Regions from separate parts of the Homo sapiens genome. Here region 2 is linked to region 1. A link is a loop called in an ENCODE intact Hi-C map of the cell type or tissue named here. Cell type or tissue: mammary epithelial cell. All regions are shown on one strand. Links, peaks and the distances in the headings refer to the core of each region. The heading gives the core; the rest is flanking DNA. Region 1 has its middle 70 kb from the start of CTSV. Region 2 has its middle 7.1 kb from the start of CTSV.

The links. Hi-C counts contacts between places; a loop is a spot of excess contacts. Peaks named below come from ENCODE experiments on the same cell type or tissue, not always from the same donor. Only the 100,000 strongest peaks of a DNase experiment are listed, where the experiment ranks them.
Region 2: it touches region 1 in a loop (4-fold over the local background); 5 of 110 quality-filtered maps call a loop at or near these places.

Annotation. Positions count from the first base shown.
Region 1 is chr9:97,103,847-97,115,107 of GRCh38, forward strand. No RefSeq gene overlaps it. Among named protein-coding and RNA genes, the nearest start is that of CTSV, 70 kb to the left of the region's middle. RefSeq lists an enhancer at 3,971-4,471. In mammary epithelial cell, for the core only: a CTCF peak has its summit at 5,553 (motif pointing left); a DNase peak (open chromatin) is centred at 5,555; H3K27ac peaks cover 469 bases.
Region 2 is chr9:97,040,620-97,051,880 of GRCh38, forward strand. No RefSeq gene overlaps it. Among named protein-coding and RNA genes, the nearest start is that of CTSV, 7.1 kb to the left of the region's middle. In mammary epithelial cell, for the core only: a CTCF peak has its summit at 6,343; a DNase peak (open chromatin) is centred at 5,832; H3K27ac peaks cover 2,175 bases.

The sequences.
Region 1 (11,261 bases), core at 1,581-9,580:
TCTGGGGAAACTGAATAAACATACAGAAAGAAATGGACCTGAACTACTGCTTCATACCATACTTAAAATTAGAGATTGATTAGAGACCTAAGCATAAAACATATGTCTTTTAAGCTTTGTTAGAAGAAAAACTTCAGGCAAATTAATTTGAGCAGAGTTTAACTGTGCAAAGAACGATTTGCAAATCAGGCAGCCCCTGAACCGACTCCCTTGCTGCTGCACGGTGGGGGAGGATTTATGGACAGAATAAAGAAAGTGACCTACAGAAAGCAAAAGAGAGATACAGAATTGGACTGGTTACAGTTTGGCATGTGCCTTATTTGAACATGGTTTGAACAGCTGGCAGCCTTTGGCACAAGAGTAGGTTACAATCTGTTCCAGTTCACTATGTATGGAGAGACCTTTTGATTCAAATTTAAAATACAAAAAGAGGTAGCTTTAGGCCCAACATAATTTAAGCACTTCTAAAAGGTAGAAGGGAAATAGCTTTATAACATTAAAAGAGCACTAACTCCTCAAAAATTATAAATAGGACTTTATGAAAATTTAAAAATCTTCTCTTCATCTAAAGGCAAAAGCACCATGAAGAAAATAAAAATGGGCCAGGTATGGTGGCTCACATCTGTAATCTCGGCACTTTGGGAGGCCAAAGTGGGAAGATTACTTGACCCCAGGAGTTCAAGACCAGCTTGGCAACATAGAAAGACCTCATCTCTAAAAAAATAAAATAAAATAAATTTTAAAGGAAGAAAATAAAAATGCAAGTAACAGAGATAAAGAATACACTGTAGCTGCAATACTGAGATATATATATATATATATATGTATATATATATATATATATATATTTTTTTTTTTTTTTTTTTTTTTTTTTTGAGACGGAGTTTTGCTCTTGTTGCCCAGGCTGGAGTGCAATGGCACGATCTCGGCTCACCACAACCTCTGCCTCCTGGGTTCAAGGGATTCTCCTGCCTCAGCCTCCCGAGTAGCTGGGATTACAGGCATACACCACCACACCTGGCTAATTTTTTTTGTATTTTTAGTAGAGACAGGGTTTCTCCATATTGGTCAGGCTGGTCTTGAACTCCCGACCTCAGGTGATCCACCCACCTCAGTCTCCCAAAGTGCTGGGATTACAGGCATGAGCCACTGTGCCCGGCCTGGTATTTGTTAAATAACTTGTATCAAGAATCAAAAAATAAATTATCACTTAAAAAAGTCAGGTAACATTTGAGACTAATCATTCAGTGTTTAAAGAAAAAAAATGGAATATTTTAAATGTATGTACTATGAGCTCTTCAAAAGTGAAAAATTGTTCCAGCTTTTCTAACTTGAAATGAAACTCACTGAAATCTCTTACAGGGTAAATTATCATAGTGCTTTGGCTGGAGAAGCCCACACAGAAGCAGAAACAGTAAAAAACTCTTTTTAAAATTTATTTTTCATAGCATCATTGAGTTACAATTGACACACAAGGAATTGCACATATTTAACGTGGACAATTTCTCTTGAGTAGCTGACACTGCTGAATGCCCACTGGGTGAAACATCAGGAAAAATCAGGGCAGTGCCACTTCTGATGTTACTCTGACTCATCAAGTTAAAGATTCAACTGCAAACATATGGTTTGAGCTGGTATCTTGTTTATAGAATTTGACTTTCACCGAACAAATGAGCAAATCTACAGACCTGGCTGGACTTGTATCAGCACCCACTACTCTTCAAAGGATTTTTTTTAATGTGAATGCTCAGCAACAAATGTAAGTAGTGATAAATATTCAGAGTTAAATAACTTTATTGAATATCATGGTTGTTCTGGAACAACTTTGTTTATATTTGCACTCTGGGTGCAAAAGGCATGACAGAAAATGGCTGGCACCAGGGCACAGATCAAGGCAGGGGCACCAGCACCAAATTAGTAGTGGTAGCATTCTTCCCTGCCACACACTGGGGATTAAAAGAAAAAAAGGCAATTTCTCTTAAGAATGTCCTGGACGGCCAGGCACGGTGGCTCACGCCTGTAATCTCAGCACTTTGGGAGGCTGAGGCGGGTGGATCACGAGGTCAGGAGTTCAAGACCAGCCTGGACAAGATGGTGAAATCCCATCTCTATTAAAAATACAAAAATTAGCCGGGCATGGTGGCAGACACCTGTAATCCCAGCTGCTGGGGAGGCTGAAGCAGAAAATTGCTTGAACCCAGGAGGCAGAGGTTGCAGTGAGCCAAGATCGCACCACTGCACTCCAGCCTGGGTGACACAGCGAGACTCCATCTCAAAAAAAAAGAATGTCCTGAAAACGAGGCACTAAAGATAGTTACTTTTATTAGTCTTCTTCATCCTGCCCCTATAAAAAATGCCTCTTTAGTATTCTGAGTGATGAAATGCATGGAGTCCACAAAGCTTCGCTGCTGCGTATTGTAGCATGATGGTTGCCTCAAGGCACAGCGCTCGGGAGTCTGGGCAGGACCAGCTGCATGGAACAGCATTTGGTTTGAAAGAATGATGGGTGGACAAACTGATTTTTCAGATTAGAATAGTTAGCAGAAGCTGTCTTGAAAATGAAGGATGCAAGTCCATCACTGTTGCCACTAACAGAATTCATGTTTTCAAGCAAAAATTAGAACTTTGGAAAACTTTGGAATCATTAAGTATTCAGAAGGTGAGCTTCAGAAGTTCTGATGACTTAACGTTTCTAAGGAGATCTGTGGTGAAATGAATGAATGTGATTTATGGATAGTGTATGAAATGTCAATATTTGAAAATTCTGCATAGTTCAGTCATAAAATATTTTCAAATATGTCAAGGAAAATAGAGCCAAAGTGCAAGATAATCAATGGATATTAATGTAAAAGTGTACAAAAAGTTCACTGACAAGATTTCAGACTCCACATTGCAGCTAACTTTCAAAAACTATCACTTGTTGAGTTTGGTCTGACATCCAAGAGGAAAATCCTCAGGAAAGTCTATTAAACTCCATTTTCCCACTAAAGGTCTACGTGAAGTGAGATTTTCTTCATATACTTCAATCAAAACCACATGTCAAAACATAATAGGCCAGGCGCAGTGGCTCATGCCTATAATCCCAGCACTTTGGGAGGCTGAAGTGGGTAGATCACTTTGAGGCCAGGAGTTTGAGACCAGCCTGGCCAACATGGTGAAACCCCATCTCTACTAAAATATAAAGACTTAGCTGGGCATAGTGGCCCATGCCTGTAATCCCAGCTACTTGGGAGGCTGAGGCACGAGAATCACTTGAACCCGGGAGGCAGAGGTTGCAGTGAACCAAGGTGGCACCACTGCACTCCAGCCTGGGTGAAGGGTGACACTCTGTCTCAAATATTAATAATAAAAATAATGAATGCAGAAGTAGATATGAGAAGTCAGCTATTTTCCATTGAAACAGACATTTAGGAGATGTGTAAGAATGTAAAACAACACAACTTGTCAATGCAATTTCTGTTTTGGGAAATATAGTTTTTTTCATTAAAAAAGGTAATTTTTATAAATGTGATTTATTGTCATTTTGACTGAATTAACAAATATTTTTAAATTTAGAAAAGACAGGCAAACCAAATAAGTGGGAAAATGGCTTGAACAGACCCTCACACAGGAATGCAAGTGTATGGAAAAGTGCCCAATGGTACCAATCATCAGAGAAACATATTAAACCACAGTGAGTGCCATGGTCACCCCAAAAAAGCAGGAGGGACCTCCACTCAAAACTTGGCCCAGATGTTGAGACTGACGATGCCACACACACCAAGAGATACGAAAAGGTTCACTGCTGACATAATTGAATTCTCTGGGAAGCCCAGGGCAGGACTCTCGAGCAGATCCAAAATGACTTGAAAGAGCAAGAAAAAGAGACTGCTCTGGGATTTTATTGTGGTTAGGGGTGGTCTGGGGTGAGAGGCCTCACATGAGGGCAAGGACTTGCGTGGGCTGAATCTCCTTTCCATGGGCACCAAAGGAAAGGAGTAGCAGCATTTCTTGTCTGCCCACATGTGGGGCATAGGGGGAAGAGGGAAGGGTGAGACTGTCAGGAGTCAAACAGCAAAAAATGCAGTCAAAGTCCGCAGTGCAATGAGAAAGTACCACACACCCATGAGAAAGGCTGAGATGAAGGCCTGAGCACGCTGGAGATGACGTGGAACAACTGGAACTCTAAAGTCCTGCCTGGAGGAGGGTCACACGGCCACTTAGAAAACTTTTCACAGTTTCTTTAACACACACTTAATTCATAATAGAGCAATTCCACTTTAGGTAATTCCTCACAGCAAAATGAAAAAATAATCGTAAAAATTCTTGTACTAGAATATTTATAGTTGCTCTTAGTAATAAGCAAAACTGGAAATAAACCATAAATTCATCAAGGGATAATGAATAAAGTGACTGTGGCATATTCCTACAATGGAATCCTACTCACCAATAAAAGAATACATTTAGTTTACATGGAGGTGACCAAAAAAAAAAAAAAAACCACATTGTGATACATGCAATAGCATGACTGACTACCAGAAATACTATGCAGAATAAAATAAGCCAGACATACTCAAGTACATACTGTGTATGACTTCATTTATATATAAAGTTCAAGAACAGCCAAACAAATACATGGTCATAGAAATCGCAACAGCGGTATGATTTTTTGCATGGTGACTGACAGGGACACAAAGGAAATTTCTGTAGTAACGGAACTTTTCTATATTTTGAATGGATATAAACATTTATCAAAACACACTGGAGTGTACATTACAAACTTGCTTTTCACAGTATGCAGATTTTACTATAATTATCTTTTGTAAAAGGAATCCAGAAACTGAGAGAAGATATGTGTAATACATATATTCGATGATACTAATATCCAAAATATATAGAGAACTCCTAGAAATCAACTTAAAAAGACAGATACCCAAATAAAAATAGACAAAATACTTGAAAATCTATTTCACAAAAGAGGATATCTGCATGCATGCTAATCATATAAAAAAGTCCTCAACATCATTAGTCACCTGATAAATGTAAATGAAACAATAATGCCACTATACACCTACCATCATGTCTAAAATTTAAAAGGCCTAAAGTACTGAGTTTGGCAAGAATTTGGATCAACTGGAACTTCTTACCTTGTTGGTAAAAGGATAAATTGTTTGAGTGACTTATAAAATATTTTGGCAGTTCCTACTAAAGATAAACACACACACAAATATACACACATACGTGTACATCTTATGACCTAGCAAATCACTCTTAGGCATACACTGGAAGGAAGTGGGTACTTATGTCCAAGAGTCATGAACAATAATGTTCATAGTAGAGTTATTCACAATAGCCCAAACCCCAGAATTACCAAATGCCTATCAAATCTAGAACAGGTATATACATATTGGGATATTCATACAACAGAAAACTACACAGCAATAAAAATGAAGTACAGTGACATGCATCAAATGTCACCAAGGGCTTCCAATTTCAATTAGAATACAAGAGATTCCTTGACCACAACAAAGCCCGGTGGCACCACCCCTCTCCTTCCTCTGTTCTGCTCCTGCCCTCTAGCGACACTGTGCTTCCTACCCTTTCTTGAACAAAAGAAGATGTGCTGCTCAGAGACTAGTTTCTGAAAGGTCCTTTCCTGGACTTCTGACACGTCTGGTTTTTCTCTCTGGAAACTCATCTTTGTCTCAAGTACCCAATAATCCACCTCCCTAGTCACTCTCCATATACTTACTCTAATTTCCCACATCAATTGTTATGCACTGGATTATCTTGTTAATCTATTTATTAATTTGTTTACTTATTAACTCCTTCCCTCAACTAGAATGTAAGCTATTTGAAGAGAGGAGTCTTTTCTTTCTTTTTTTTTTGAGATAGAGTTTCCCTCTGTTGCCCAGGCTAGAGTGCAGTGGCACGATCTTTGCTCACTGCAACCTCCTCTTCCTGGGTTCAAGTGATTCTCCTGCCTCAGCCTCCACAGTAGCTGGGATTATAAGTGCTCACCACCACACCCAGCTAATTTTTTTGTATTTTTAGTAGAGATGGGGTTTCTCCATGTTAGCTAGGCTGGTCTCGAACTCCTGACCTCAAGTGATCCACCTGCCTCGGCCTCCCAAAGTGCTGGGATTGCAGCATGAGCCAGTGCACCCAGCAAAGAAAGGAGTCTTGTATGTGTCTTTAATTACCTACAATAGTCCCAGCTAGATTTAAAGCCTACTAAATATTTGCTCAATAAATCCAGGGTTCAAGGGCTTACTCGTTATATCAGTAGAATATTAGTTGTAATAGAATATTATATATCCATCAAGAGTGATTTTTAAATATTTAGTTAATATGAATAAATTTTCTTCTGAGAAAAGAAAGTTAAAATGAAAATTTAAAATTGTATACTTAGCATCAGAAAAACTGTGCTGAACAAGGTAATGTATACAGAGCAGTTACTGTAGTGCAGATATTGTACAAATTTCTTGAAATATGAGCATATTTGTCGAGCATTGTGTTAGGTCCTGAATAATTAGTTTAAAAAATCCCTATCTCTACGTAGTTAATATTTTATTAGGCGGGAGTGAAAAGATAGACTAGTAGCAAGTAAGGAAACATAGAATAAAGTTGGGATAAATATGAAAATATTATATGAAGCAATGGAAAGGACTAGAAGAATCAACTTTAGACAAGGGCCCAGGGAAAACCTCTCTGAGTGGGTAATATTTGAGCTGACTCCTGAAAACTGAGGACAATTCCACGATGTGTGTGTGAATTTCTGGGCAGAAATCTGAGCAGTCTGTGCCTGAAAGGGACCAGAAACAACACAGCAGAATGTGTGAGAATTTAGCACTGGTCTGAACTCACACAGGTGTGAGATGAGGCTCTGGGAAGCAGGCAAGCGGGGAAAGCCTGAGCATCACCGCAAAGCATTTAAAGATCAAGAGAGAGCTGAACCACAGCCCAAAAAGTGCACTGAGCTGTATTATGAACCTAAGCACTCTCTGTTGTTGTTGTCTGAGGACTCTCTGTCTAAGGACTCTGTTGAAATAACAGGTGTGAAGAGTGTCCAGTCTCATGATGTATAATAATACTCAGCACATTCAGGATACAGTCCAAAGTTATTCATTATACCAAGGACTATAGAACAATAAACTTGCACAAGAAAATACAATCTTCAGGCACCAACATTGAGATGAGACAGATGTTGGTATTATGTGATGAGGATTTTAAAGTAGCTATCACAACAGTGCTCCAACAAGCAATTACAGGCATACTTGGAACAAGTGAAAAATATGAATTCATGGCAAAGAAATGAAAGATACTAGCAAGAACTAAACGAAAATTTTAGAAGTGAAAAAAATAGAAATAAATTGAACTGGACAGACTCAAGAGAATGGAGATGACAGAGGAAAGATCAGGGATCTTGAAGACAAGTTTAACAGAAATTGTCCTGTTAGAATAGAGGAGACAAAACACAATGGAGAAAAGTGAATATAGCCTCAGAGACCTGTGGGAAAATAACAAAAGGTCTAACTTTCAAATGATTGGAGTACCTGCCGGGCGTGGTGGCTCATGCCTGTAATCCCAGCACTTTGGGAGGCCGAGGCAGGTGGATTGCTTGAGGTCAGGAGTTTGAGACCAGCCTGGCCAACAGGGTGAAACCCGGTCTCTACTAAAATACAAAAATTAGCCGGGCATGGTGGCAGATGCCTGTAATCCCAGCTTACTTGGGAGGCTGAGGCAGGAGAATTGCTTGATCCCAGGAGGCGGAGGTTGCAGTGAGCCGAGATCATGCCACTGCACTCCAACCTGGGCGACAGAGGAAAACTCCATCTCAAAAAAAAAAAAAAAAAGTACAGGACTGAAAATATTTTTGAACAAATAGTGGCAAAAAAGTCACAAACATGGTGAAATACATAAATTCAAGGAGATAAGATAACCACTAAGAGGTCATGTTCAAATGAATCCATGTCCAGATACACCATGACCAGATTTCCGAAAACTCGAAAAAACCAGAGAGAAATGCTCTATTTCCTATATGAGGACAATTCCTGTGACATCAGAAACCATGGATGCCAGAAAAAAACTTCCATAATAAGGTGTTTATTTAAAACTACTCAAATTCACTGGGATTATAACCAGGCTCTGTTACTTACCCACTGTGGACTTCAAGCAATATTCTGAATCAGAATTTTATTTTCTTTATCTTTAAGAGGGGGACTATAATTACAGCTACCGTAATAGATGTGTGAGAATTGATACAGTACTATACATAAAATGCCAAAGAGCGTGTCTGGCTAAGACAATGTTAGCTAATATACCATCAAGATCCTCAACAACCACAAAGTAACAGTAACCTAATACACCGTTATAACTTACTGGAACACGTCCCTGTTTTGTGCATTCCTCACGCACAGAGACTTGGAAAGGTGAGGCTCTTACCAAAGGGGACTCTGCTGTTCTGCAGCCGCCTCCCCACACACACGGAGCCTTTGAGAGCAGGGTCCTAGAGGGCAATGACAGAGAAGGTCCCCAGATATAGGGAAGGATCCTGGAAAAGACCTTCCCACGCCAGCTGTGATTATCATCGCAGCCGCAGTCTCAGTGACACTGTCTGCAAAGGGGTGTCTGACAAGGTCCCAACAATTAAGGCCCTGTCAATGAACTGAAGTTTTCCCACTGACCTGCCTGGAGTAACCCGAAAGGCACAGTATCAGCCTCTGCTCAGCAAAGGATCAGCCTCTGCTCAGCATGCCTCCTGGGACCAGGCCCTTCACCATTGGGCTCTGTGGGCTCTAAATGGAACCTAAGAGATGATCTGTTCCCAGCATTAACATTTACAAATGAAAAAACTGAAATTTATGGATGATGAGGAAAGTTTCTGCAGCCGTTTGTGGCAAACCTAGCAGTGAAGAGTCTTCCAGTTTCCACCCCTCATGTCTCTCTTGTTTTCATCACTCCCCACAGGGAAGAGAAACACACTAGGAGAAAGCCCCTCTGCTTCCCCATCATGCCCGCTTTAATCCCAAGCCTCTGTGTGTTTTCATTCTCCCCAATTCAGCGACCTTCACTGACATTTAAAATGCACCTTCAGGCCGGGCATGGTGGCTCATGTCTGTAATCCTAGCACTTTGGGAGGCCGAGGCAGGTGGATCACTTGACGCCAGGAGTTTGAGACCAGCCTGGCCAACATGGTGAAACCCCGTCTCTACTAAGAATGCAAAAATTAGCCAAGCGTGGTGGCACGTGCCTGTAATCCCAGCTAGTCGGGAGGTTAAGGCAGGAGAATCGCTTGAACCTGGAAGGTGGAGGCTGCAATGAGCCGAGATTGAGCCACTGAACTCCAGCCTGGACAATAGAGCAAGACTCCGTCTCAAAAAAATAAAAAACAATAAAAAATAAAATAAAAATAAATAAAATGCTCCTTCAAAGGTCAAAGCACAACAGGCACTCCCATAACTTAGGAACAAAGAAGTAGGCAAAAAGTGTTCATGCTAATGATTAGGGAATATTCAGAGGAAGGATTCTACCCAAATAGCAATGCAACTATGATGTTTTAGAAACACAGAGAAGTACAAATAAACCGGATAAAAGAACCCATGAACTTAGGAAATGACATAAAGAAAACTTTAAAATCCTAGAAAAATATATGAGGGTGATGGAAAAAAGATTAAGTATTGAAAAGCTGCCAAATGTTACAAATTCAATTTATTGATAGAATTGTATTCAAGGAGCTAATATGTTATAAAAAAAAGATATTCTGAAATTAATTTGGAGTAATAAATAGGAAAGTATAATCAATAAGTTACACTGGAAAAGTTCATCATGAAAAGAAAAGTTCATTCATGAACTTTTGTATATGCAATGCATTTCATGTAGTAATAAAAAAAGATAAATAATTAAGTTATGAGTATAGAAATAACCTGATAACTAAAAGAAATAGAACACAGAGAAAAGAAAATAATTATATTATAAATAAAAATAAAGTACCTGATAATTTGATGCTATAAATTTGGTGGAAAATTTAGAATAATTTACTGAATGGTGTTGTGGAAACCAGGTAATTATTTGGAGGCTATAAAGTTGTTTGACAATTTTTACATACAAACAAAATAAGTTCTTAACAGCTGGACAATTAATTATGTTATAATAGAAATTTCATGTTTTTTGAGAGGTCTTAGGAATTCTTAAGCAAATCAAAAAAGAAAAGAAAGAGGCCAGGCGTAGTGGCTCACGCCTATAATCCCAGCACTTTGGGAGGCTGAGTCCGGCGGATCACTTGAGGCCAGGAGTTAGAGACCAGCCTGACCAACATGGTGAAACCTCGTCTCCACTAAATATACAAAAATTAACCAGGCGTGGTGGTGCACATCTGTAATCCCAGCTACTCTGGAGGTTGAGGCAGGAGAATCACTTGACTGGGAGGCAGAGTTTGCTGTGAGCTGAGATCGTGCCACTGAACTCCAGTCTGGGAAGCGGAATAAGACTCTCTCAAATTAAAAAAAAAAAAAGAAAAATTAAATGGATTAAATTAAAATAATTAGAAATTCTTCATGCATAGCACAGCATAATTAAAAAGAATAGACAAACTAGAAAAATATTTAAAAATATATGAGAAATACAAGGTTAAATTATTACATGGACCATTCATAAATCAATGGCTAAAGACAGAATGCACAGAAGAAAAAATGAGGAATATATGAAATTACTTGCAACTTCATGTTGAAATGAGAACATTTTGTAATACTTTATGCCATCAAATTGGTGAGGTAACATTTTAATTTACAAATCTGCTGTTGTAAAAATATAGCAATATAATTATACTTTTTTCTTTTACTATTGGTGATTCACTTGTGGAGTGCAACTTGGCTACAGGCTTCAGTATTCTTAAACTGTTTTATACCCACCGATCCCCCAAATTCAAGTACTAAAATGTAATTGCCAATGTGATAGAATTAAGCAGTTGGGCCTTCAGGAGGTGATTAAGTCACGAGGGTGGAGCCCTCATGGATGGGTTTAGGGCCTTTATAAAAAGATTTGAAAGAGTGAGTTTGTCCCATTCCATCCCTTCCACCATGTGAGGACACAGTGTTATACTCCTCTGGAGGATGCAGCAACAAGGCACCATCTTGGAAGCAGAGAGCAGCCCTCACCAGACATCAATCCTGCTGGTACCTTGATCTTGGACGTCCCAGTCTTTAGAACCATGAGAAATCAATTTCTATTGTTTATAAATTGCCCGGTCTGTGGTATTTTGTTTTGGCAGTAGAAATGGACTA
Region 2 (11,261 bases), core at 2,004-10,003, 63 kb before region 1:
ATGTTTTAGAAAATAAACGTCCCTTGTGCCCTCTCCATAACCCTTTTCTAGGCATATCTTTTTTTGTTTTTACAAAAATGAAGTTATAATGCATATTGATTAATAAACTCTTAAAGATTAAATTGAATAATATCCACAGTTTTTACTTGTTAATTTGAAAATTTGTGAAATCAAGTTTAGCCTAAAGCTGCCTCCCCATGTGATTTAAGTTTGGCCTAAAGGTTTCTCTGTACATAGCGAATTGTAATCTAAATGGAGGTGTAAACAGACTGTAGCCTGCTCTTGTGCCTATCCCCGAATTTCTGTAAATCAAAGAGGTTCAGTTGTTCAAACCATGTTCAAATAAGGCAAACATGGAGCTGTATCCAATCCTGCAGTTTCTGTGCCTCACTTGCCCTTTTCTGTCTATAAATCTTCCCCCATGTGGCTGCACTGGAGTCTCTCTGAGCCTACTCTGGCACTGGAGGCTGCCAGATTCACGAATTGTTTTTTGCTCAATTAAATTCTCTTAAATTTAATTTGGCTATGGATTTTCTTTTAACAAATTAAAAACAATTAAACTGACAACTTTTCAGAAGCACCATCAGGCAAATACATCTTTTTAAAAATCAATTTATTAATAATTATATGTCCTTCCTTTAAATAAATAGCAGCTTTTCCCTCTCAAATACAACTAGGGGCCAAAGCTGTCAGGTGGTTATATAAAAAATACAAAAGTATATTGTATTGCAGGCCAAGGTAGGTGGATCTCCTGAGCCTGGGAGTTTGAGACCAGCCTGGGCAACATGGCGAAATCACACCTCTACCAAAAATACAAAACAAACAAACAAAAATTAGCCAGGCATGGTGATGCATGCCTGTAGTCCCAACTACTTGGGAGACTGAGGTTGTAGTGAGCGGAGCAGAGCATGCGCCACTGCACTCCAACCTGGGTGACAGAGCGAGATGCCGTCCCAAAAAAAAAAAAAAAAAAAAAAAAGCATCTTGTACTTGTACTGCAAATTTGCCGTCTCAAAAAAAAAAAAAAAGCATCTTGTACTGCAAATAGCTGTTTTTTTTCTTTTTTAAAAATTAATCATTGTGTTGAACACAATCATCATTCACATGTGGAAATAAATGAAGACCACCACCTAAGAACAAACAGAGGCCATATATTCAGAACTTGCTATAACAAAGGAGATAATTCAAAGACGAGGGAGAAGAAAAGCTTTAGGGGAAAAAGGGGGCAACTTCAGCTATGTCCTCTTTGCAGAGTGTCGTCATGGAGAAGCTGAAGGAGGGATAACTAGAGATGGAGCGTCTTATGTGATTTGTTTGTGGAGTATATTTGGTTTTTCTGGTTTGTCCTGGGTTGGAAGCAGAGGCAAAAATGAGGAAGCTGTCAGCCACTGAGTAAGTCCTGACTGTTCTGAGTTGGTCTCTGCAGATATTATGCTTCATTTCTTCTGTGGGTCAGAGTTCTATTGCCATATACTATGGCCATTGTCTATTTGTTTACTCAGTCTATCACAAGAAAGCTAAGTTATTCTAACACGTGGGTTTTACAGTTGCCCTTGGGCCACAGCTCCCTAAGATTGTAGGGTGGAGAAACCTGCCAGGCCATTAAGATCTGTGCCTTAAGCAATAGCCTGACAGCAGATGAGTGGCAGGTGCTGCCCTGAAGAATGGCATCCCCTTTGTTTTTTGGAATGTGAGACAAAAGTAGTGGAGAAAACATAGACCCTTTTCAAACCAAGTGTGCCCCAAATCTAAAATTATACCAGAAATATGTAAATGCAGAAGAAATATGGGAGAAAGCCAATAAGCAAGAGGGTGGAAGACGTTATTGCTCCAACTTAGGACACCTATTTATATCTATTTATACACATCTGTAAAAAAATGCATTACAGAAATGTGGTATTACTAGCCAGGACAGTTGTATTTAAATATTTGTTTCTTTCCCTACTCTTCTATTCCTATTTCTTTGCAAAATAATTTTGATGAGTGATAATTTTTAGAACAGTCACATGTTAGTGAAGCAACCAAGCCTTGGTTATGCCTTTAATAAAATGGAGTTGGCAGAACTTCCTGATTCCTATTTAAAACGCAGTGCCTGTGAAAGTATATTCTCACGTGCATCTGTGTAGCTTTCTTTTACTCACTATTAAAAGAGGATATAGGCCAGCCATGGTGGCTCACGTCTGTAATCCTAGCACTTTGGGAGGCTGAAGTGGGTGGATTACTTGAGGTCAGGAGTTTGAAACAAGCCTGGCCAACATAGTGAAACCCTGTCTCTACTAAAAATACAAAAAAAGTTAGGCAGGTGTGGTGGTGCATGCCTGTAGTCCCAGCTACTTGGGAGGCTGAGGCAGGAGAATCGCGGAGAGGTGGAGGTTGCAGTGAGCCGAGATTGCGCCATTGCACTCTAGCCTGGGCAACAGAGTGAGACTCTGTCTCAAAAATAAATAAATAAATAAAAGAGGATGTGATTCTTTACCCAGTCTCCGGAAATTTTAAACCATAGGGGAACTGGCAAACTTAGTGTGGTGGCATTCAAGACCCTGACATCACTTAACACCTCTCCCCAGTATAATAACCCCCTCCGATTTGTTTAAATTCACTGAGCCAAGAATTACTCTTAAGAAGCATTATCCAGCAAACTGTCCACTTGCAAAATGGTTTGTCACCATTGATAATCGTATAGCAAACAGCCTGTTTATGATTTGAGGTTCATATAAAACCACTTATGAAATAACTACTTTTCTTGGTTACTGTAACTGTGCTTTTCCTGTAGAGTTAAACTATCAGCCAATTCATCAAGCACGTAAATCAATCAATGAGAATTCAGCTCTTACTCGGTACCAGTTCTCCTCTTCTGGTGTAGCATGAGCATTCACTTCCACATTCTTAGCTTTCCTAACAGCTTTCTGAGGTTCAGCCTTTCCATATTTAAATATGTGGTTCACTACAGTAATTTCAGTTCTATAGCAAATTGAACAGGACAGATATATTTAAATGGAACTATGGTGAAGCATCTTTGTATAGCAAGTAACAAGGAAACCAATTCACAAGAGAAATGGTGGAATTTCTCCCCTCCTCTAAAACAGTAATCCACAAACTCTCAGCCAAATCTGAAAAATTCTTCAAACCTCAAAAAGTCCTTTCAAGAAACAAGGTGTATTCGTTTCCTGTGTCTGCTATAACAAATCCCCACAAACTTGGTGGCTTGAAACAGGAGTCCTTTATTCCCTCACAGTTATGGAGGCCAGAAGTCCTAAACAGGCATCATTGGGCTAAAGACCAGGTGTGATAGGGCTCCCTCCCTTCCTCCCTCCTGAGGTTCTAGGGGAGAATCTGTGCCTTGCCTGTCCCAGCACTGGTGGTTGCTCGCATTCCTTGACTTGTGGCCACATCACTCTAATCTCTGTGACTACATTGCTATCTCTTCTGTCTGTGTCTAATCTCCCTCCCTCTTATAAAGACCCTGTGATTGCATTTAGGGCTTATTCAGGTAACCCAGGATAACCGTTCCATTTCAGAACTATTCATGGAATCACATTTACAAAGTCTTTGCTGTTTAAGATAACAGCTTCAGGGGCCAGGAATTAAGACCTGTTGTCAGTGGGGGCTATAAACATCCTGGTACACGTGGCAAAATTAAAATCAGTTTCTTGACAATGCTGATAAAAACTTTGTGTTTATTATAACTTGAGGCTGGCCAGGCGCGATGGCTCATGCCTGTAATCCCAACACTTTGGGAGGCTGACGCAGGCAGATCACTTGAGGTCAGGAGTTTGAGACCAGCCTGGCCAACATGGTGAAAACCCATCTCTACTCAAAACACAAAAATTAGCTGGGCTTAGTGGCGGGCGCCTGTAATCCCAGCTACTTGGGAGGCTGAGGTAGGAGGATTGCTTGAACCCTGGAGGCGGAGGTTGCAGTGAGCCGAGATCATGCCACTGCACTCCAGCCTGGGTAACAGAGTGAGACTCTGTCTCAAAAAATAAAATAAAATTAAATTAAAAAATAAAAATAAAATAAAATAAAATAAAATAACTTAAGGCTGGCTTGACTAAGAGAGTTGGACCCTACACTCCCTGGGAACTTCCCACACTGTGACTTTTTTGCTCCATCTCAGCCTCAGATCCCTGCCTCATGTACCTGAGTACTGGCAACATTTTCTGCCTTGTGTTTCCCTTGCAATGCTTGACACGGCCTTTTAAGTTTCAAGACCCTGGCCAGGCCTAGTGATTGGCTCATGTCTCTAATCCCAGCGCTTTGGAAGGCGGAGGCGGGAGGATTGCTTGAGCTCAGGAGTTCGAGATCAGCCTGGGCAACATAGGGAGAACTTGTCTCTACAAAAAATAAATAAAAATAGCCCAAGCTTGGCGGTGCGTGCGTATAGTCCCACCAACTCAGGAGGCTGAAGTGGGAGGATGGCTTGAGCCCAGGAGGTTGAGGGTGCAGTGAGCTATGACTGTACCACTGCACTCCAGCCTGGGCAACAGAGGGAGACCCTGTCTCAAAAAACAAAAAAGTTTCAAGATCCCCACACAGCAGCTTTTACAACCCCTCCTTATTCTTTTCACAGCCAGCTGTCCCATGGTCTCTGCATAAAAAAGCATTGCTTACCCACCCTTTTCCTGAGACACTTCTGGTTTCGGCTTTGAGCATCTCCTTGTTGCAATATCTTGTATTAATAAAGTCTTTCCTTACTAATGTAGGAACTTGCATTTTTTCCCCTTGACACCCCGTGTCACTTTAGTGAGTGGTGAAGACAGAGAAGGCTCTGTGCTGTGAGAGGCTCAGCTTGCAGATGCACCTGTCCTGGGGTTGCTCCAGAGGAAGAGCGTCTCTATCTGTGACTTCCTGGGTTTCCAATAGCTAAAGAATTCTTAGGTGTGAGCACTGTTCTGAGCATTTCACACGTGCTCCTGAGGTCATCTTCCCAACAACCCTATGATGCTCGTTCTCAAACACCAGCTTTATCAGAATCACCCAGAGGCTCCTGAAAGCTCAGGTTGCTGAACATATCCCCCAGTTTCTGATTCAGTAGGTCTGGGACGGGGTTCCAGAATTTGCTTTCTAAAAACTTGCCAAGGTGGGCTGGGCGCAGTGACTCATGCCTGTAATCCCAGCACTTTGGGAGCCCGAGGTGGGCGGATCACTGAGGTCAGGAGCTCCAGACCAGCCTGGCCAACATGGCAAAACCCTGTCTCTGCTAAAGACACAAAAATTAGCCAGTGTGGTGGTGCACGCCTGTAATCCCAGCTACTCAGGAGGCTGAGGCAGGAGAATTGTTTGAACCCGGGAGGCGGAGGTTGCAGTGAGCTGAGATAGCACCACTTCACTCCAGCCTGGGCGACAGAGCAAGACTCCGTCCCCCACCCTCCCCAAACAACAACAACAACAACAACAACCACCACGCACACAAAAAAACAAAAAAAACAAAACTTCACAAGGGATGCAGGGGAACCCACTTTGAAAACCACTGCCCTAAGAGATGCGGGCTCTTCTATGCCCCATTTTAGGTCAGGGCATAGATGAGGGTGGTCAGGGCAGTGGGAGATACAGAATCAAGGGTGGGGACAGGCTCTTTTCTAAAGTGAATAAATAACTTAATGCACGTTAGGCCATCAGGGCTTAGACAAGGAAGCTGAGCTTTTGGGCTCTTGCCTGGTCCCTCCACCAGTGCCCATCACTTGCTTGGCAAACTGGACTCTGGGAGCCAGAGGATACTAAGAGAGCTGGAATGTGAGCACCAAGGCCGTGCAGGTAAAGCCCCGAGGCTCCCCAGGGCAGTCTCTCCACTTCAGTGTGAATGAGGCTCAGCTGGATTCACACTGAAAGGAATAGAAGACAGGTGAGTCATGCAGCAGGCAGGCTGCCCAGGCAGGACTGGGCCTCCACACCTTCCTACCCCACCAGCTTCCAGGAGGGCGTTTTTGCCCGGTTCTTCGTGGGTGTTTTTGTGCTTGATCATTTCTAGGAGACAAAGGCTCTGCCTCTTACCTGTGCTAATTAAATGTCAGATTTTAAGCCTGGCTCCAATGATAATACGTCAATGACTCATGGTTCTGAGAAGCCCAGGTATTATAAAAAGTGAGGTCTATTCATTCACCAATTTTAAAAACAAACACATAAAATATTCTTTTAAAAAAATTTGAGACCACAGAAAGGAAATAGAACCAGATAATCAAGCATCCGTGATTCTCTGTATGATCCCCTTATAAATCAAAACAGGGAAATCTTCTCCGTATAAGCTTGAAAGTTTTTCTGAGCTACAAACTCCACATTGGTGGTTTTGTTTTTTATGTTCCTTGTTTTCTCCTTCCCACCTCCCCACACCAGTGCTGCCCCCTTGTTTTGGTTTTCTTGTCCTCAAATCAGACCCACAGCTGTGGTCCCAAGCACTTCTAAACTTCATCCTCAAATCCAGAGGATCCACTGAGGACCCAGCTTCTCCTTAGGAGAACTAGCCCACCCTCTGCAAAAGGAATCTGATCTTTTTTTGATCATTGCTAAGATAGAAAGAGGAAACAACATGTAACAGTTCAGTATAAAACTCACAGTTCTGATCCGAGGAGGAACAATTGCTTTATTGATTGATTGAGATGGAGTCTGGCTCTGTCGCCCAGGGTGGAGTGCAGTGGCGCTATCTCGGTTCACTGCAACCTCTGCCTCCCGGGTTCAAGCGAGATTCTTCTGCCTCAGCCTCCAGAGGAGCTGGGATTACAGGCACCTGGTACCACACCTGGCTAACTTTTGTATTTTTAGTAGAGACGGGGTTTCACCATGTTGGTCAGGCTGGTCTCGAATTCCTGACCTCAGGTGATTCGCCCACCTTGGCCTCCCAAAGTGCTAGGATTACAGGCATGAGCCACTGCACCCAGCCTCAATTGCTTGTTTTAAATGCATTTTCTGTTCATAAGATCCTCTGCCCAGATACTTATCTCCCACTCTAGGAGGAAGAGTCGGGCGATGGCAGAAGGCACAGGTGATTTGGCAAGGCTTGGAGTCGGGTGGTTCTGCCTGTGTTCCCTCGGCCAGCACCTCAGGTTTGCTATCAATGGAGCAAAGACTATACAAGCTGACCTTTCCCAGGCTAATTAGCTTCTATACTGCGGATATGGCCTGCGTGTCCTCTCAACCCACCCACACCTCTGCACAGCACCCTTCTCCTCATGCACACTTCCTCAGCTTCTAAATTTCCATGCACTCTGTGTAGAAAGTTGCTGATACGCAACATTCATGAGTTAGCATCTGGTGATGGTTGCATGGCTCTGAGGAAACTGAGAGAAATTTGACCAAGAAAAATTAGATAGTGGTAAAAAGAGTTTTTCTCCAAGTTCAAAGAGAGAAATGGAACTAAATGATAATTTGAATGATATAAGGAAAGTGTTTTAGTTACACTGGGAGGGCAAGCAAAACTAAGTTGCATATTCTTTCTCCTTAACCAAGTGAATTGAGGACAAAGACTTTGTTTTATAGCACTGGGGACCCCAGTGTATGATAGATGCCCAGTAAATAGCATCGCAGAATGGCAATTTTTAGGCTAAGAGAGGAATTGTTGCTAATTTGGCTACAACTTTATGGAAACTGGCACTTGGCCTAGAGCTCAGTGGGCCTCAGGTGAACTTGGGAAACTTCCTCTGCCCCCACAACACACAAATCCTAGATCCTCCTTGCTGTCCTTTAGATGCTTAGAAATGCCTCAGGGAGCTTAGAAGTCTCTGTTGCTTTCTTTTTTTTTTTTTTTGGATGGAGTTTCTCTCTTGTTGCCCAGGCTGGAATGCAATGGCACGATCTCGGCTCACTGCAACCTCTGCCTCCCATGTTCAAGCGATTCTTCTCCTGCCTCAGCCTCCCAAGTAGCTGGGATTATAGGTGCCCTCCACCATGCCCAGCTAATTTTTGTATTTTTAGTAGAGGTGGGGTTTCACCATGTTGTCCAGCCTGGTCTTGAACTCCTGACCTCAGGTGATGTGCCCGCCTTGGCCTCCCAAAGTGCTGGGATTACAAGTGTGAGCCATGCATCAGGCCGATGTCCTCTGTTTCTTAGAGAGTCCCCACAACCAGGAGCCAGCCAGCATCTTCAGCAAGGGTCCTGTACAGCCTCAGCACCCCATCCACAGGAATGCTAGAACTCTGCCAGAGTCCACTAGGGCAATGCAAGAGGCCTGTAGAGGTGACTTCTCAGGATGGCCGGCCAGGTGGCTCCCACTCCTGCCTGATCCCAGTAGTTTTCACACCCAGGGAGGTGGGGCCCTCTTCTGCTGCTCCTACCCCAGAGAGCCCTGGAGGGACATTGAGAAGAAAACAGTTTAGGATGCATGAAGTTAATGGTACAAATGAGCACAGAGGCTACTTAAGGTAAGACGCATCTTAACCTAGTATCTGATCTAGAGATATCCAAGAATATGCAGCATAATAAATCCATTTGAGATAATAATGTTCCATTTCCCCTAGGATCTAGGAGATCCTAGGGCATTATACCCTAGGTAACAGAGATAGAAGCTTTGCACCCAACAGGCAACAAAGCCTTTCTGTAAGCACAAAGGGGAGTTGCCATCTGAAAATGAACATTTTGTTATTTTGCCCAACTGATGAAAGAGAAGAAAATTGGGGACTTCTGTGATCTTTCATTTGTTTTTATACTTTTGTTTTTTTCTTTTGGATTGGAGAAGCGCTGAAAAATAAATCATGTATGCTATCCCTTCTTACTATTTATTATTTTGATTGTGGTAATAAAAGAGTGAGTTGATAAATAAGTGTTTGCTGGAAATACCAAACTTTGACAACCAAACTGACAGACTATCCAAAAGCTTTCATTTTAAAAGCTCTCTATGTTACAGCTATGTCTGCACTGAAACAGTGACATCACATTGTACACCTTGAATAGATACAATCTTTATCAATTAAATATTTTTAAATGAAAAAAGCTCAGTGGTTAGTCTGAAACATGTAAAGCAATTAAGCTTCAGAATCTCCTGCAAAGATGAGGATCGAGCCAGGAACTAGGTGCTTTTGGAATGCAAACTTATAATTTTGTGAAATGAAATCACAAGATAATAATAAAAGTAATAATAGTAAGTGAAAAAAGAAGCTCAGTAGAAAATGAACCAATAGGAGCAACAATTATCAGTACTCCTTGACCCAAATTATCACTGGCTTTGGAATGTAGCTATTTCCAATCCCATTTCTGGTAGGCATAAATTTTGTACAACTGACTTACTTTCTCAGAGCTTTGGTTTCATCCACTACAAAATGTGGACAATATCAACTACCCCATAAGGTAGTATTAAAAATTAAATGAGAGGCTGGGCATGGTGGCTCACACCTGTAATCCCAGCACTTTGGGGGCTCGAGACAGGTGGATCACCTGAGGTCAGGAGATCGAGACCAGCCTGGCCAACATGGTGAAACCCTGTCTCTACTAAAAAAACAAAAATTAGCCAGGCATAGTGGCATGTGCCTGTAGGCCCAGCTATAGGGAGGCTGAGGCAGGAGAATTGCTTGAACCTGGCAGGCAGAGGTTGCAGTGAGCTGAGATTGCACCACTGCATTCCAGCCTGGGTGACAGAGTGAGATTCTTGTCTAAATAAATAAATAAATAAAAATTAAACGAGCGAACACAAGTGTTGATATAGTCAGCCATCTATAGAAATTTCTCCCATGAAAATTGGCATATCTTTGAGAAGTGACATTCAATCCAAAGGCAGAGTAACTTTTCTGTGAAAATTGTTGCCATTGAAATTCTATATACTGACCATGTTTATTGCTTTAACCATTCTTGCCCACCTGCTATCCCACTTGTGAAACTGTGAAATATATATTTGGTTTCGACCCTGTTTCCTGACATATGACTCCTAAAATCCTTAGAAACACCAAAATGGTGTCTTTCTGTTTGCTAATGATTGACTGGTGGCTGGCAGCCCTTCAATAGCTTCAGCATGGGGCTGGTAACAGGAAAGAACAAGGCAGGATTAGAGGGGTAGGACTTGCAGCCTCACCCCCGAAACCTCTAGGGAGGGGAGAGGGACTCACAGTTCAATTGATTACCAATGGCCAGTGGTTTAATCAATCATGCTGACATAATGAGGCCTCCATAAAAATCCAAAAAGGACAGGATTCAGAGAGCTTCCAGATGGCTGAACACACGGAGGTTCCTGGTGGGTAATACATGGAAAAGGCGTGGAAACTCTGCACCTCTTCCCCCGTACCTTGGCCTGCGCGTCTCTTCAACTGGATCCTTTATAATAACCTAGTAAATGTAAGTAAGTTTTTCTGAGTTCTGTGAGCCACTCTAGTAAATTAATCAAACCCAAAAAGGGCATTGTGGGAACATGCACTTGAAGCCAGTCGGGCAGACGTTCCAGAGGGCAAGCTTTTGGCTGGGTTCAGGGGTGGGGGTTTGGTCTTGGCCCTCAACCTGTGGGATCTGATGTTGTCTCCAGGTAGATAGTGTCAGAATTAAATTGAAGAACACCCTGCTGGTGTCCACTGCAAAACTGATTGCTCATTTGCTGGTGGGGACCACCTATTTAGTCACAGAAGTCTTCTGTGTTGATTGTTTTGGTGTGAAAGCAGAGAAAAACACAGTTTGAGTTTTTCCAGTTTCACATCTGGTGTCAGAGGAGTGGGATTTGTTAGACTGGCTCTGGCTCATGGAAACACATGGTTTGGTGAAAGAAAGGATGCAAGGGTAGGGATAAGACCAGAATCCTTTGATTCCTGGGTGGCCACATGGTCATGCACAGTGTGGAGCTGTTGAGTTACTAAAGGTAAAAATTACTGGTGTAAGAATTAACAAAAGAAGAAAGAAACACAAAAGGTGGCTTGATATTTTAGAGAAAATAAACCTGAGAGGTGATTCTGGCCGTTAGGTCAAAGGACTTTTTTTTTTTTTTTTTTAGATGGAGTCTTGCTCTGTCCCCCAGGCTGGAGTGCAATGGCATGATCTCGGCTCACTGCAACTTTTGCCTTCCAGGTTCAAGGGATTCTCCCTGCCTCAGCCTCCCAATTAACTGGGATTACAGGCACCCACCATCACACCTGGCTAATTTTTGTATTTTTAGTAGAGATGGGGTTTCACCACATTGGCCAGGCTGGTCTCGAACTCCTGACCTCAGGTGATCCACCTGCCTCGGCCTCCCAAAGTGCTGGGATTACAGGCGTGAGCCACTGTGCCTGGCCCCTACTCTCTTACAGACTAAGAGTTTTTAAGGATTCAAGATGGGAGAGTTTATCAGAGGCTTGGACTGCTTCTATATCTCTTTGTT